2 separate regions of the Mus musculus genome follow, and region 2 is linked to region 1. Evidence: chromatin loops called from intact Hi-C (ENCODE). Cell type or tissue: gastrocnemius. All regions are shown on one strand.

What was found. Hi-C counts contacts between places; a loop is a spot of excess contacts. Peaks named below come from ENCODE experiments on the same cell type or tissue, not always from the same donor. Only the 100,000 strongest peaks of a DNase experiment are listed, where the experiment ranks them.
Region 2: a loop joins it to region 1, with 2.1 times the contacts of the local background. A loop is called at or near these places in 7 of 42 quality-filtered maps.

What each region holds. Positions count from the first base shown.
Region 1 is chr6:94,618,762-94,626,761 of GRCm38, reverse strand. Lrig1 (leucine-rich repeats and immunoglobulin-like domains 1) reads left to right here. Exons shown (of 19, transcript NM_008377.2): 6 at 250-393; 7 at 1,689-1,832; 8 at 4,004-4,147; 9 at 6,429-6,509. Among named protein-coding and RNA genes, the nearest start is that of Mir7041, 16 kb to the right of the region's middle. In gastrocnemius, a CTCF peak has its summit at 3,600 (motif pointing left); DNase peaks (open chromatin) are centred at 177, 3,591 and 5,682; H3K27ac peaks cover 7,050 bases.
Region 2 is chr6:94,772,036-94,780,035 of GRCm38, reverse strand. No RefSeq gene overlaps it. Among named protein-coding and RNA genes, the nearest start is that of Lrig1, 76 kb to the right of the region's middle. In gastrocnemius, a CTCF peak has its summit at 4,923 (motif pointing right); DNase peaks (open chromatin) are centred at 63 and 3,125; H3K4me3 peaks cover 1,251 bases; H3K27ac peaks cover 3,021 bases.

The DNA of each region.
Region 1 (8,000 bases):
GACTCCTGAATGGTGGCTGTCCTGAGGGAAGAACTGTGGGGTGCTTATGTCCCCACAGTACTGGGGCAGTACAGAGCTAGCCATGCAGCATTCACTGTCCCTCTCCTAGGCTGTCACCCTTGCTGTTGACAGTGCCAGTGTGCCAGCTGAGGTGTCCCCTCCTCCATGGTTTCACCACCGACTCGGAACGGTGCAGCCTAGATGTGCACAAGGGATGCTCTGACCCGATGGCTTCCTCTCTCTCCATAGAGACCTGAATCGGAATCGGATTCGGCTGATTGAAGGCCTCACGTTCCAGGGGCTCGACAGCTTAGAGGTGCTGAGGCTTCAGAGGAACAACATCAGCAGGCTGACGGACGGGGCCTTCTGGGGGCTGTCTAAGATGCACGTGCTGTGAGTGCGGCCTCCCTCCTGGGCACGGGGATGGTGGCCACCTGGATGCTGCCTTTTTCTGCAAAATGAACCAAAACCAAGGTTGTTTTCCTTGCAAGGTAGAAGGAGGTTTTAATGGACACATGGTCAGCTAAGGAAGTGGGAAGAGATGGATTGCACTAGTCTGCTGGGCCTGCTCTCCACCCCCACTTCCTCCACAAACCCAAGACTGCAGAGTGATTCCCTCCCCACATCCTCTCCACTCCCACACCTTATCGGAAGTCCCTTCTTTCCTCACGCTGGGCCCGATAGGCTTTCTTGATGTGCAGGTGGGCCAAAATGTATAGTTCATCTTGGGAGATTTATTCCCGCCTTGTGAGCTAATCAAGACACGGAGTGCAGATGTGCAGCTTTTATCAAGGGAGTTTCCAGCCAGATGTGTGCAGCAGCAGAGCTGCCTGCTGCCAGAATAATGAAAAAGAACAGCAGAGGGGCAATTACTGATCTTCTGATTTTAAACCTCTACAATTGTTTAAATCAAAAGTAACGAATCTGCATAGTCAGGAAGTAAAGAGAAGGTGGTGTTGTGACCCCCCCCACCCCCGTTGCCCCCAGCTTGTTTTCCAAGAGGCAGTCATTTCAACCATCCATATCTTTGGTGTTTTGGTGTTCTGGTTTTCATGTTTGCCAGTGTCTCCTTTCAGGTGGACACAACTGTACCTCTGCCTTTGCCTGTGTCCATCAGCGGCTCAGCTGCTCACCTCTTTTACGCCTGGTTTCCTATGCAAATTACATTACAACCTGTACATATGCTGTTATTTTTGTAGCTGAAATCAAAGTCGGAAGCCTAGGTTCACAGCCACCAGTGTGTTCCCCAGCCTCATCAGCAGAAGCATCTCCCAGTGACTCTCCCTCCCCACGTATGCCCACTTTGTATGGCATGCACAGGAGGAGCCTGCTGCTTGGCTTCTTGCTGTTCACACTTCCCACTTCTGATTAGCTGAATATCGGTTTCCTGTGTTCATTTAGGAATCTGAGGTCCAGATCAGAGTTCTCAGAACAAAATTTGTTATCTGCCACTTGGTTTTTAATGTTGCGTACATCAGTACAAATGAGGGGTTAGTATGTTTCTCAGGACTTTAAAAATCCACTAAGTTCTCATGCTTTGAGCGGTAGGAGAAAGTCAGATGGACCAAAGCAAGATCTGCTTGCTTAAATTTCCTCTCTAATACTGAATGTGGCACAGATGGCCTCCTGGTTGCTGTCTGTGTAATGGGAGACTGGCAGTCTCATCCCCTGCATGTGTGTCTCTGTAGGCACCTGGAGTACAACAGTCTGGTGGAAGTGAACAGTGGCTCCCTCTATGGCCTCACAGCCCTGCACCAGCTGCACCTCAGCAACAACTCCATCTCTCGAATTCAGCGTGATGGCTGGAGCTTCTGCCAAAAGCTGCATGAGTTGTAAGTCTGGGGCAGTGGGCAGTGAAGTACCTTGGGAAGTGAAGCCTCTAGAGCCCAGCTCACCCCATGGGGTCCAAATAAGGAGGCAGCCCAAAGGTGGGAAGGCTGGCAGTGTGTGCAGGAAGGAAGACCCACGTGGACTCGCTGCCCGCCAGGTCTTAGACTTGGAGCTGGAAATAGAGGACAGGGTGTGCAGGAAACAGAAGCCTGATGTCGTCAACACAACACTCATGGGTGGCAGTAGTCCACACGCATCTCTTGACTGAAAAGGTCACATCTGAGTAGGACTTTGAAGCTATGCTGATGGTGGAAAGATGGGTCTGGCCTTGGGAACTCCAGCAAGAGACAGTTCCTCAGGACACTGGGATCCTTGCTGCCTGTTTGCATCCCACTGCAGAAGTGGAGATGCAGGGTCCTTTAGACAGGGTTCCTAGGTTGTGCCCTTGCTTCTGAGAATGGTAGTGACAGACTTCCATGATGGGGAGGGCGTGGCCTGGGTGGCCTGGCCATGCCCTCACAGCAAACACACTAACACTGCCAGAGCCATGGACTCATCAAGCATCTTTTGCCCCTTTGTCCCTGTCCCTCATCTGGGAGTTCTTTTAGTTTAATAGACACTGTATAGTCCAGTAGGTTTACTTTTGAGAAATTCAGGGTTTCTCTTTTTATCTTCTTTGGCTAGGCTTGGGTATAGGAAAAGATTGACCCACCAAAGCATATGATTGGTAGAAATGTTGCACCTTACTCAGCCTCTCTTGTATTTGTTTATCTCAGCAGGAATAGTTAGAGACCCTGGAACCCAATGATGACTCCTGCAGCCTGTTGTCCTCTGGTCTTCTCTATTCTGATCTCGCTCTCAGTGTGTCTGTCATTACCCAGGGTTCATACTTTAGCCAGTCCCTGTGCTTTGTGAAAGGCCACAGTCCTGCCCCTTGCTTTGTATTCATTTCTCTTCCATTCTGTGTTAGTGTGCATTCTTTGAGTTTAGCTTCCTGCCACCTAGAGGTGCTCCTGCTGACCACTGCCCATGGCTTTGACCGAGGCTTTTGTTGGGAGCTCGGACTTGTAGGGAAAAGAGAGGCCTTGAAGGTGTTCAGTCTAGTTCCCAAGTAAGGACAGTCTTATGGAACACACCAGAACGGTGTGGGCCCCTTGAGTTAGGGCTACATGGAAAGGGAAAACTCGCAGGCAGACCCCTGAGTTCCTTCCTTCCCTTTCTGCATGGCGGACAACATTACGCTATCTCCTGTGCCATTTAGAGGAAGAGAAGGTTCACTTGAGTGTATTAGACTAGTCCTAGCGATCTGCTCCATTTTAGAAAATGTCAGAGCCAGATATAGGGTTGCTCTGCAGTGTGTTCTTACCCTGCCTTTTAGTTAAATTCTTTAATTGCACATGAGGATGTAACGATGGTCTCCTGCTAGGTCTTTGCAACTGATAGACACTGTGACATATTTCTCTTAATAGGGACAGAATATGGTCACTGTCACCTTTAAAACTGCATTAATCTTCCACCAATTCATTTTTGTTCCTTTTGTACCAGTCCAGACTTAACATTTCCAACCATAGATAACTAATGTTACATAAACCTACCCAGTGTAGTGCACACCTGCAGTAGTGCTAGGAAGGGGGTTTGGTTCTAGCAAAAGGTATGCTTTGGCGCCCAATCCCTGTTGAGCGGTGTACAAGTCACAGCCTGAGCCTTTAGTGTCAGGGTCTTCCCCTGGTGTGGCTGTCCCAGGCAGTGGCTCATGGTGCCCTCTGCTGGCTGATACAGCAAGTGTAGCTGTGGCTCAGTTGCTCAGTACAGAATTCCAGGTTCTGTTGTGTCAGTCTCCATCAAGATAGGTCCTTCATTTCCTACACCAAGACATGCAGTGGAGGGGTTTGGCGCCTTGGGATTTGGGTTGTATGACAGGTTTTTACAGTGTATGTAAGCGGTAGTTCTCAGCTCTGTGGTACTGGTTTCATGGCTTGCATGATAGTTATCAAACTAGGTGATTGTTGACCTGATGGTCTTCTGACAGCAGGAGTCCTGTGGACATGCTTCAGTCTCCTGTCTCCAGGGAGGTCAGGCCAGTTGTGGCATGAGACACAACTGAAGACAAGAGAGAATAGGGCACCCACATAGCTGCTCAGTGGTGACATTTGTCTTCTTCTTTCTTCCTTAGGATTCTGTCCTTCAACAACCTCACGCGGCTGGATGAGGAGAGTCTAGCGGAGTTGAGCAGCCTCAGTATCCTGCGCCTCAGTCACAACGCCATCAGTCACATTGCTGAAGGCGCCTTCAAGGGACTCAAGAGTCTGCGGGTCTTGTAAGAATTGTGCTTTTGAGGGTGACAGCATGAAGGGGGTCCCCAGATGGGAGAGCACACAGCAAAGCACTTGCTTTGTTGAGATTCCCTCTTGCTGGCTTGTAGTCAGAATTGGGCTGTAAGCTGGTCTGCAACAGGAACAAGGACTAGAACCAAAAATAACTGCTGAACAGTTAAATCCTTCCTTTACTGAGCAGAAAAATCCTTCCTTTCCCACAGTGGTGCCTATTGCAGGATGAGGACTCTTGAAAAATCACTGTTATCAATAGTTCTCAGTACACTTGGCCGGATGGGATGGGTGGGTCTGGAAAAGCATTTCTACATAGGGTATCTGCAGCAACATTCACACAGTCCTGCATGTCTCTGCTCCATTCTTTTGGTTGTGACCTCTCATTTATTTCTCTTTTAGAGAGGGTATGGTAGTGGTTTTGTTCATTTGCTTTTAAAGACTGGGTTCTCTGGCTCAGGTTAGCCTCAAGCTCATATATTGAGGCTGGCCTTGAACTTGTGGCCATCCTCTTGCATCAAGGGCTAGGATTACAGGTATGTGAGCCTCCAGGCCTGGATGTACGTTTTGAGAATTTTTTCCTAAGGTTTCTATGGATCAAACCCAAAGCTTTATGTGTAATAGGCAAATTCTCTTCTACTGAGCCACACCCCCAGTCCTGTCTTCCGTTCTTAAATCCTATGTATTGTTTTCTGTAACTCAGTACCATGGCTACTTTTCTGCTCTTTCTTTGAAGCTCTTTAGTGGACCTGGTATCCAAGATAGAAGTGAGGGTCCTGTGTCCTTGTCCTCATTCAGGAGTGGTGTAAGAAAGAGAAAGTGAGAATACCATGTCCTTTGAAGGGTCAGATGGGTGAGGCTGCTAGAAGCTGCTGAGGGTGCTTTTCTGGGACTTTTCATAGAACTTTTTTCACTTGTAAACGCTAGGCTGTCTCCTAGCAGCCTTCAGTCTAAAACCCCCCAGAAGGGCACACAGTCTTCCACAGATAGTGGTAGCAGTTCCACAGCTTTCTTCTGCAGCCTGGTCTGCTGGGGGAGCAAGCCTGTCGTTGTGCCTGGAGGGAGGCCTCTGCACTTGCACCAGGCAGAGTGGGCTTCAGGTTTGAGTCAGGGATGGGGAGCTAGTGCCAAGCAAGCTATCCGAGCCCAGGTCAGTCTGTGAGCCCTTCCGAGGCCCGGACAGAAAGGCCAGAAACATTCAAGCTGAGCAGGCCAGAAAGAGAGGACTAATTTGGCAGGCAAGGCCCAGAGCAGGAAGACAGGCACACAGAACCGCAGTCTCTGCTGTACTCAGTCTAAAGATGACAGGGTGGGACTCGTTGAGAGCAGAGGTCCCTTCCAGCAGCACATTCTCTTTTAGCTTCATGCTGGAAAGTGAAGGTCAGAGCAAGCATTGTGTACTTTCGTCCCAGCTCCACTCCCAGCTGGCAATGACTTTCCAGCGTCTTCCCAGAGCCAAGAGCTGCATCCCTTTCTGTCCTTGGCCATATCTGCAGGGACTCGTGCAGGGGATGTGCAGGGACCAGGGCTCTGTGAAAAATTGGAAAGAGTGAATGTGAGAGTAGGGGTCTGGCTGCCAGGTGCGTGTGGCTGGGCAGCGTGACCTGCCCTTGGAAGCTCAGGGAGGAAGCTGAAGCACTGACCATATCCAGACAGCCTGGGGCCGAGTAGTTGGCCTCCTTTTTCCTGTCCTGGCAAGTGGGTCACAAGATTGACTCAGCACCCAGATGTGTGCTCTGGCTCAGTATCCAGTGCTACATAAGCCTCACGAGGAGCAGGGTGCAGGCCCTAGGCTTCCAGGCCGGCCTGGAGGAACATCAGGGCCCAGCTCCTTCGCCGCCACCTCTTCCTTCCACGTGCCTTCCAGTGTCCTGGTTGAACCCGAGAGAGGACTGTGGCTAAGAGTAGACAGAAATGGTTAGGAATCTTTTGGGTTAGAGGTCTGCTTCAGAGAGGTGTGTGCAAGCCTGGCTTCTTCTTGTGCTGTCTCTACTATTTCCCTCCCTGAGGCCAGCCAGATTGGTTGGTGGGCGGGCTGGCTTTGTTGGAAGCAGCAGAAGCAAGGTCATGCTGATAGTACACAAAAAAGAACAACAGGACGTTCTCAGGGCCATACTTCTCCTGGCAATGCATGCTGCTGGGCCCCCTGGGGTGCACCTGGATGCTTTGCGGCTCCTAGTGAAAGCCTGGGTGTGGGGCTGGTCTCCCTTCATGGTGGAGAACAAAGGCAGAGCTTAAGATAGTGGGTGAACTTGCCTTCTGTTTCCTTCTTAGGGACCTGGACCATAACGAGATCTCGGGTACAATCGAGGATACCAGTGGTGCCTTTACGGGGCTTGACAACCTCAGCAAGCTGTGAGTATTTCAGACTGGGAGTGTGCGGTTCCGCAAGCTCTGGGATGCAGGGGTGCCACTCATGCAGCTCCCCTGAGTCTCCTGTGTCCTGGGACCACAGAGGACAGCAGCAGGCCTTCTGCTGTGTGCAGAGAAGAGGCTGAGGGCTACAGTGAGGAATCCGCAGTGGCTCACAGGCCACTCTCACAGTCTTCATACTGTCAGTGTGTGGTGGTCCTTAGGGCTGCTGGGCTTGGTCCTGTTTACAGCCCATCTGAAAGCACCTATATGTTCTGTCCTCTGCACAGAGGGGTGTTGCTGCCTTCTTTAGTTTCTAGAGATGTGTGAAGTACCTTTCAGTAGTATTGAGGCTCTTGTCAGTCTTTTTGTTGCTAATTATAATCACAAGTAGAAGCAGCCATCACCAAGAGCACTAGTCATAGCTACTTTGAATTCAGTTTGGAGAGTCTTTGTCCTGCCCTCCTAGAATTCGTCCACTGCTGTAGTAGGTACATGTCTGTGTGCAGGCTCCATTATGCAGCCTTTAGAGCTCCAGAGACAAGTGAAGGGAACTAGCCCAGGACCTGGCAGGTGGCAGGTTCGGATTTGTACCCCTGGATATGGTATACTTGTTCTCTTGCCCAAGTTGCAGAATGCTCTGCAGTTCTGCTGCTGGGGGCCTGTCCATGCCAGCTTGTGAGGGAGGGGGCATTTCTGGACCTCACAGAAGAACTTCAAGAGAACCTCGAGCGACCTGTGTAGAAGCAGCCCCCGCCCGACCCCTGTCCACCTCTGACATTGATCAGGAGGGGAAGAGGGTGTTCTGTGTAGGGCACACGTAAAGGGGGATAGGTAGAGTACACAGAAGTGGGACCCTGGCTTCCTGTCAGGATGGGCACTCCACATTGTGAGGAAGGCTTGTCCATGCCATGGCTCCTTCCAAGGCCGTGAATACAAAGCCGACCATGACACGTTCCGCACTCTGTACACCCATGGTGCCTTTGTGCTTGCTTTAGCAAGCACTGAAATGGCTTTTGGGAGCCTACGCTGGGCTGGCCAGATGTGTAAGAGGTGACATCTGAGATCACTGCCTGTCTGAGTCCTTAGCAGGGAGGTCAGGCTAGCCACCTCTTCCCTGGAGCACCCTTCCAGTCCAGGGAGGCACCGATGTGTGCTGAGAGGAGGTCAGGGCCTGTTTGAGCCTATCAGTGGTATGATTGGCACTGTGTAATTGAGAATTTGAGAATTTGTTTTATTGCTGTTGTCACCATTAGAAGTAACAGCCTGCCCTCACTGTAAGAGGTCAACGTGACTAATATTTAATGGATGAAACAAGGCACAGCTTTTCCTAGATCTGGTTTACAGGAGATTTCACTAAACAGCTCAGCTTGTTTTTACTAGGCCCCGGAGCACATGGTACCCTGCTTGTGGGATCTGAGTAAGTGCAGGAGCTGGCAGACTCGCAGGCACTGGGGTTCAGTGCCCCGTGAGCTGTTATTTGCTGCTAGTTTT
Region 2 (8,000 bases), 150 kb before region 1:
ATTAGGAGAGGCAAACACTTGCAGTTTTTCCACTTGCAGTGTTTGCGGGCTTGCTGCTGGCCATGTGACCTCAGTCAAAGTAGGTGGTTTCCAGAGCATGGAGAGCCAGAGTCATCTTAGAGACGTCATTAGGGATGCCTGCCAAGGCCAAGTCACAGAGATGTTCAGGGTAGAGGTATTTCTGATAGCAAAGGAGAGGAAGAGAGAGGGAGTGGGGAAAAGAGAGGAGAGATAAAGAAATTAAGAAAAAGAAGGGATGAAGGAAACAGGGAGGGAAGGAGGAGGCAGAGGGGAAGGCTCCAAAGCTCCACAACAGAGCAGTGGCTGAGCCACAGTTGGGGACAGCAACCTGTGGTCCAACCTAATGACACTATGAGATGGTTTCCTCCTCTATACACTGGCCAGTTAGATGGAAACCAGTGGTGTTTGGTAGATAAATAGATAAATGTTCGGGAATTAGTCTTAACTTACAAACACTTCCATTCTATGTACCTTGTGATTTCATTTTTATATATATATAAAAATATAAGACTGCCAGACTAAGGATGTGGCTCCGTTTGTAGAGTGCTCGCCCAGCATGCAGGAAGCCAGCAGCAACACTGCATAAGCCAGATGTAGTGAGACACACCTATAGACACAGGGGTCAGGGCGTAGAGGCAGGAGATCAGTTCAAGGTCATCCTCAGCTGTTTTGAGAGTAGCATGGGATACACGTGACCTAGTCTCTAAACGGGGGGGGGGGGGGGGGGGGGGGAGACTGTATACTAAAACTAAGCAGCTTTTATATTGAGTGATAAAGCTATGAGTCTTTTCGTTTTGATTTCTTGACATTTTCTAGGTTCTTCCAGTGAATACAGAATGAAAACAGTTAAAAGTTTGGGGGTGGGGATGCAGAGAAGCCATAACCACTGGGGAGGAGAAGAAAAATAAAGACCTTACTTTTTTTTTTTTTTTTAATCTAAGATTCTTTTTTGCCCAGGTATTTGGCCCTCCTCCAAGGACATGTGTGTTTAAGTTCCTGTCTGTCACTGAGAACATAGAGTTAGCTGCAAGAGATATTGTGCAGCCTGCCGCAAAGCACAGAACTTCTAAGTGCTGTGGGTATTTGGGGCAGGATGCTCTTTCACCCATGAGAACTGCACTGTAGATGAAGGCACTCTAGCCAGCCTGACCAAGGCAAACTTGGCCCTGGCAGTTCTTACCTTTCTCCCCCATTCCCCCTGCTTTGCTAAAAAAAAAAACAAAAAAAAAAACATTAAGTTACATCCCTAAAGCTAGCCCCCAAGGTCTATTCCCTTATTTGGCCACTTCCTCTTCCTGGGCTTGACTACCAAGGTCCAGCTATTAAAGTATTGAAGTCCAGCAATCGAAAGTCCCCTTTGGACCACTTTAATTAACATGCCCAATTAAAATTAAACATCTCATCCTACCATAGAGGTTTCCTTTATAAATAACTGCCGATTTCCTATGAGCCACCTCTGTCTCCTCTCTATCCAGAGGCAGTCCTTTGTCCCCAGGGACAAATATCCCTCCACCGTCTCCCTTGTCCTCCTACCCCTTCTCCCTTCTTCTCTGTCTCCTGTCTTGCTCTCTTATCCCCTGCCCTCTGTCCCTCCAGGGCAAATAAATCTCCTTTGTGCTGAAAACTTGGTCTTGGGGTGTCCTCCGCTGACTCTGAGGCTCCCTAGAGTAGAGTGGCAATACCCCGTCCTCTGCTCTCTGGACCTCAGCACATGCCCTTCTGGTTGAGTCTGTAAAAGGCAGGATCTCCAGTAACAAATGTTCCTGAGGGCTCGCAGGGGGCATACCACAGTTGGACACGAGCACAGCGTTTGGGAGAATGGAGCAAGCCGGATGTGGCACTGCTTTGTGGGATCAGCAAGTCTGAGGGTGACCAAGAAGTCCCCAAACATGCTAGGAAAACTGGAGAGCCCATGGAAGAGAGACCAGGGCTGGAAGACAAGAGATCATTTGGACAGCTTCAAAGATCTAGAGTCTTTGAATCCCAGTCTCCTACTGTCTGTATGCTCAAGGCAGGAACTAGGCCCGTCACCTTTTCATCTCGAATAGGGAACTAATAATATTTAAGAGATTAAGCATTTTGGAAATAGGGATAAGGCAAAAGAGCTCCAGAATTCTTAAGAGAGTTAATGAATCCCTCTGAATCTGTTTCCTGATCTGTCAAACGGGTGCAATGCTTCTCCTGGCACAGAGGTTCTATGAAGCGTAGTATGCTAAAACCCCTTGCCCAGGGCACATCACACACCAGGTGTCATCTAAGTCATAGCCAACAATAACTCAGTTGCTGTACACTGTGGTTAGACACCAGTGGGTGCAGCTCATTTACTCCTCATCGAAGTCTGTTCATCTATTTGTTGCCATCCCACTTTATACATGAGAGCAAGCACCAATGAAGGACGCTTGGGGACCTACTTAACATCCTCCAGCTGGGAAGTGACAGAGCTCATTAGGAAGCGCTCACTCGCTTTCATGCCACTCCGCATTGCCCCTTCAGCCTTCAACGCAGACACGGTCAGTGTATTATGTCCAGTGTATTCTCTAGTCTACACACTGCCGTACATATTCCATAATGCATCATGAGTGGACACCGATGTGGCATCATGAATCTACAGATGCCTCTCTGGGTTGAAATCAAGATGCCAGTCTGGAGTTGGGTCTCAAACCAGGCTTGGTTCCTCTCCTAAGGACCCTGGCGGCGGCAAGAACTTAAGGACTGCAGCTCCCACACGTACCACAGTTCCTCAGCATGTGACTTCCAGGGCAGTTGTAGAAACCTGGGATTTTGCTTCCATAGGGTCAGCAGACACATGGCCGTCTGACTCCCCCTTCCTGACTCTTTCTCAGGTCAACACCCAGTCTTAAAAACCACCAACAGGTTACGGATTTCACGACATGACCGCTGGTTAGCAGCACTTGCTCGCTGGTGGGCTGCATTTACGCTCCGGTCACTACCTCTGGTTCCTTGGTCCCTCCTCTGTTTGAATAGACGGGTAGCTCCCACTCTGCAGAGGAGATGCTGGAGAAACCTACCTCCAAATGCAGTGGACTGACCCTAGCTCCTGGCCAATGACACTTGTTGACATGCACAACTTCTGACTTCTCAGCCCCAGCTTGGCCTCCCCCACCCATTCTCCTCCCTACTACGCTCTCTGGTTTCCCCCTGAAAATTCCTGTGTTCTTACAAGCATGCCAAGAAAATTGTGCTCGGGCCATCTGGACAAGTAATCCCAGCGTGAAAATATCTTGGTGCTCAGGCTTCCCAGACCAAAAGGGTTTTGATCTGAATCACCCACAGAGACCCACCCTTCTAACAGCCTCATGTTTCTGAAAGGAGAGAAATTAAGCCTCAATCAAAACGCAGACAAAGAAATTCCACCCTGATGTTCATTGTTTCACATCTGATGTCTGTTTAAAAAAAAAAAAAAAATCTTAAAATGTCAAAGTAACCAGTGAAAAGTGAGCAAGCCAAGATAGAGTTAGATTAGCTGCACCGCGTATGTGTATTAGTGCAAAGGCTAAAAGGTAAAAGTCCTTTGGAAACAGCATGATCTTTTTTTATAACCAGAATACCATGGGATAAAGCTGGGGAAACAGACCAGTCAAGGAAAAAACAGGACCAAAGTGTGATCCCCAGAACCCATTTTTAAAAAAAAAATAGGCCAGGAGGAAGCTGGAGAGATGGCTCAGCAGTTAAGAGCACTCTCTGCTCTTCCAGAGGACCTGGGTTCAATCTCAACACCCATGTGGCAGCTCACAATTCTATTCCAGGGGATATGACACCCTCACATAGACAGACACACACACATGCAGGCAAAATACCAATGTACATAAACTAAAAATAAATCCTAATTCAAAGAAAAAGTAGGCTAGGAGAAGCTGGGAGGAGGAAGCCTGAGACTTGCTGGCTGTCCAGCCTAGGCTGTTTAGCCAGTTCCAGGCCAGTGGCAGACCCTGTGTCAAAGAGTAACTTCCAAAGATTGAGACCTGAGGCTTCCCTTTGGCCTCAACACAAACATACGAACACACATGCACACACACACACACAATACATTGTTCTTAACTACAGTGTTCTCTACAACCTAGCTCACCCTGCATTAGTTCTGAGAGCCTTCATCTATTAGTTATTCTTTTCTTGAATATATATAAAATAATATATAATATATAAAATATATAATCAACATATAAATATGTAATAAATACATAAATATAAATAAATATATAGAATTATAATACAAACATTTATTTACACACACACACATGGTTGGTAGCACATTGCATATGCTTTTTCCCTCACTTAACTATAATACTTGAACTAAGTCCACACAAGGACGTATGTGTCCTCATCTTTTCAACACTTTCTAGAAAGGGTCAACATAAACCAGTCACGAATCCATGTAACTCTTCACCCTGTCCTATGGCTGGTTTACCAAACGCTACCTAGATTTGCCATCTATCTATCATATGCCAACTCATCTGATTTTTGTGTGCTTTAAAATGCATTGAATGCTGGGCATTGCGGTGCCCACCCTTAATCCCAGCACCTGGGAGACAGAAGCTGGAAGATCTCTATGAGTTCAAGGCCAGTCTTGTCTACACAGTGAAAGTTCAGCACAGTCTGGACTGTGTAGAGAGATTCTGTCTCAAAACACACAAACATCAAAGTAAATTGAAAGCATCATTGCTTTCAGCATACACACTGTTGTAGCATGCACACTGTCGGTTAGAGTTCCACATTTGTTTGTCTCCCCTGTCCCCATTTTTCCTGTGAAATCAGGTTAGAATAAAGTGTAGAGAGTAAAATTTTTTTCTGAGTGTTGACAAATGCATTAATCTTTTTTTTTAAGATTTATTTATTTATTTATTTATTTATTATGCATACAGTGTTCTGCCTGCATGTACACCTGCAGACCAGAAGAGGGCTCCAGATCTCATTACAGGTGGTTAAAGCCACCATGTGGCTGCTGGGAATTGAACTCAGGACCTCTGGAAGAGCAGCCAGTGCTCCAGACCTAAATGTACCAACCTTAAATCCAAAACTCATTGAGCTCTAGAGCTTACGTGCGGCTTATTTGGTAAAGTGCCTGTCTACTGCAGAGAAAGCCCTGGATTTGAGGATAGCCTGGGCTACACAAGACCACGTCTCAAGAATGTGAATAAGTAAAACAGAAATCCACTGAGTTTTAACAGAAGATATATTTTGTGCAAGCCCACACCTGTCTATATCTGGACTACTAGCATCACCCACTGAAACTGCCTATGCCTTGAAGGAGCAGTCCCTAGCAGTTTGCTCTCGGGGGCAGTAACTCTCCCTTTCCTGCCGTAAAACAGCCTTTCCCGTCTCAGATTTCCTGTTAGTGAAAACCCATAGGTTCACTCTGGTTTTTTAGATGCATTCACATACTTGCATGTATACATTATTGCTCCTTTGAATTTCAAGAATTCATGTTCCCCAACACTTCCAGTCTGCGGAAGCCTCCCTCCAGCTGAATGACTTTGGGTTCCATCAGCCATGATGAATGTCTAGGCTGTTTATTCCTTCCACACAGACTGCTGTGGATTGTGGCTTTAGGCTGAACGATAACTTGCAGCTATCACCCGAGTAATGATGGCCCCTGCTCTTGGATTCTCAGAACTCAGAGGAATACTGGGACTGTGACACCGCGGCTTTACTTAAAGTGGCAGGTGTCTTGTCCAGGCACCCTACGGAAATGAGAACTGGGAATGACCAGATCAGTCATTTCCCAGTCTGCAGGGAAGGGCGGGAAGGTCACACATTCACTTGGCGCTCCAAGCTCCAACACCGGGTTTTTCTCAGCTTTCAGCTGTGTGGTCGGTCACAGAGAACAAATTCCTACAAATATCTGGAGGTTTAGACCTCTCTGGAGGTAGGGATCATTTTGTGCGCATTCCTCTGGTTTCCCACTAAACCTTTTGTTTCTGGCAGGCTTTGTCCCCAGGACCCTGCTGCAGACAGGCTGCTGGCTTTGCTAGGTCCCCCGCCTTTGTTCGGGAACTCCCGATCCTGAGAAGTCTCTGGGTTTCATTAGATAAGCTCTCCGCCCCCACCCCTACCCCCACCCCCTTTTTCACACCCATTATCCCAGGCTCTGGAAGGTGGTGATATGTTCTCCTTACTTTCCCCGGTCTCTCTTTTATTTCCCACTGATAAATGGCAAAAGCAGCTGTGGGGTTCGCTTTGAAGGCTCTGATGGACGAGCATGATGAATCGGCGATGGCTCACAGCAAATGAATCCCATAACACAGCGCGAGGGAAGGAGAGGAGAGCGGGAAGCCAGCTCCCAGCTTTACGTTTTTCAGACTCGCTTTAAAAGCCAGCATTTCTTTTAATCTCCTTCCAGTTTCTTCGGTGACTCCGCATATGTTTAAAAGAAGGAGAGCGAGAGAGGGTTTGTGGATATAAACAGGGGATTCCATTCTTCAGCCCAACTCTGAGCACACATTGTCGTTCAGGGCTCTGAAATAGCTAGGAAACCACTTCAAGGCCCCTCAGAAACAACTGGGCAGCCCCCAGGAAGAGGGACAGCGGGGAAACCAAGTGACAGACTTGAAAACTGAATTTCGAACAGGAGGAGTGACTAGCAAAATCCAGCTGCTGCAGCTCAAAGCCAAAGACCCTTTTAAAGAAGGGACGCCAGCCCTAGGACTGCTTAGCTGTAAAAATGGCGAGCTTTAAGCAGGTTGGAAGCGGGATTTGTTTTTGAACCCAAGAAAAATAAGAACAGTGGTTCCGTGGCCTGTAGTGTTTTCTAAACTTAAAGGGACAAAGAAAATAAACTGCTGCTGTTGGGACCAGGACCCAGAAACTCCAAGCCGGCTTTTGAAATTCAAGAGATACTTAATAGAGAAGAAAGATCTGGGAGGGTGGATGGCTCCTTTGTTTCTGAACAAGAGGGGCCCTCTTCCTCCCCAGATGGAAAGCCATTCAAAAGAAATCATTAAAGGATATCCCTTTCTGCACAGCTTAGAGGCCGGCCATACATGCAAACCCAAGTGTAGAATTGATGCAATTACCCAGATAAGGAGGGCCGGAGAGGAAAGGAAGGCCAAAACCTCGGCTTAACTCTTCGGCTAATTTGTTAGGCTACTCCCATTGCCTACCATTCTCCAGTCTACACCCCCACCCCCAACATACACCCCACCCCATCATTGCAAAATCCATATTTAGTACTTTATAAATTCGTACTTTGAGGAAGAGGAAATATCAAATGTTACCCAAGACTACTGAGTGACAGGAAGCAGAATCCAGGTTAGATTTATTAGAACCTTTCTGGCCACAAGAGTTCTCAGACAATCGCCTGGGTCCCAGGACCAGCTCCAAGCTCGCTAATGATCCTCACTGACAGAGTGATGGAGGACTGGACAAAGGACAGCTGCTTTTGAAGCCCCTTGCCCTGGCTCATCTGCTTCCTTCCACCTTTACCTCTTCCCCGAGGAGAGTCTGACACCTCTCTCCCCAGGAGCGCTTAAAGAATACTGTTGGATGTCGTTAAAAACAGGTCACACTGCCCCAAGAAGGTGCATCTAAAAGCACCGGGTCATGGTTTAAAGGAAATGTTCAGCTGAACAGCGAGGATGGCTCAGTGGATAAAGTATGTGTCCTGCAAGAAAGGTTTGGATCTCTAGAAACCAGATTAAAAACTGGAAAGGTGTGGCAGCCACTAGTAATCCCAGCATACAGGAGACAGGGGAGATCTTCAGGGCAAGCTGACTCTAAATAGACTAGCCAGAATGTGCAAAATCTGAGTTTAGACAAAGACCCTGACTCCATACGCTCACATACAAGCACACACACATAAACACACTCATACATACACACATATGTACACACCCAAGCACACACGAATGCACACGTGCATGTACTTTGTCCTCTAACCCCAGATACACTCTGCTGCCTGAAAAAAGTAGATCAACTGGGAACTCTGGAGGACTCCACAGCAACTGGTGCTCATTCATTTCCTC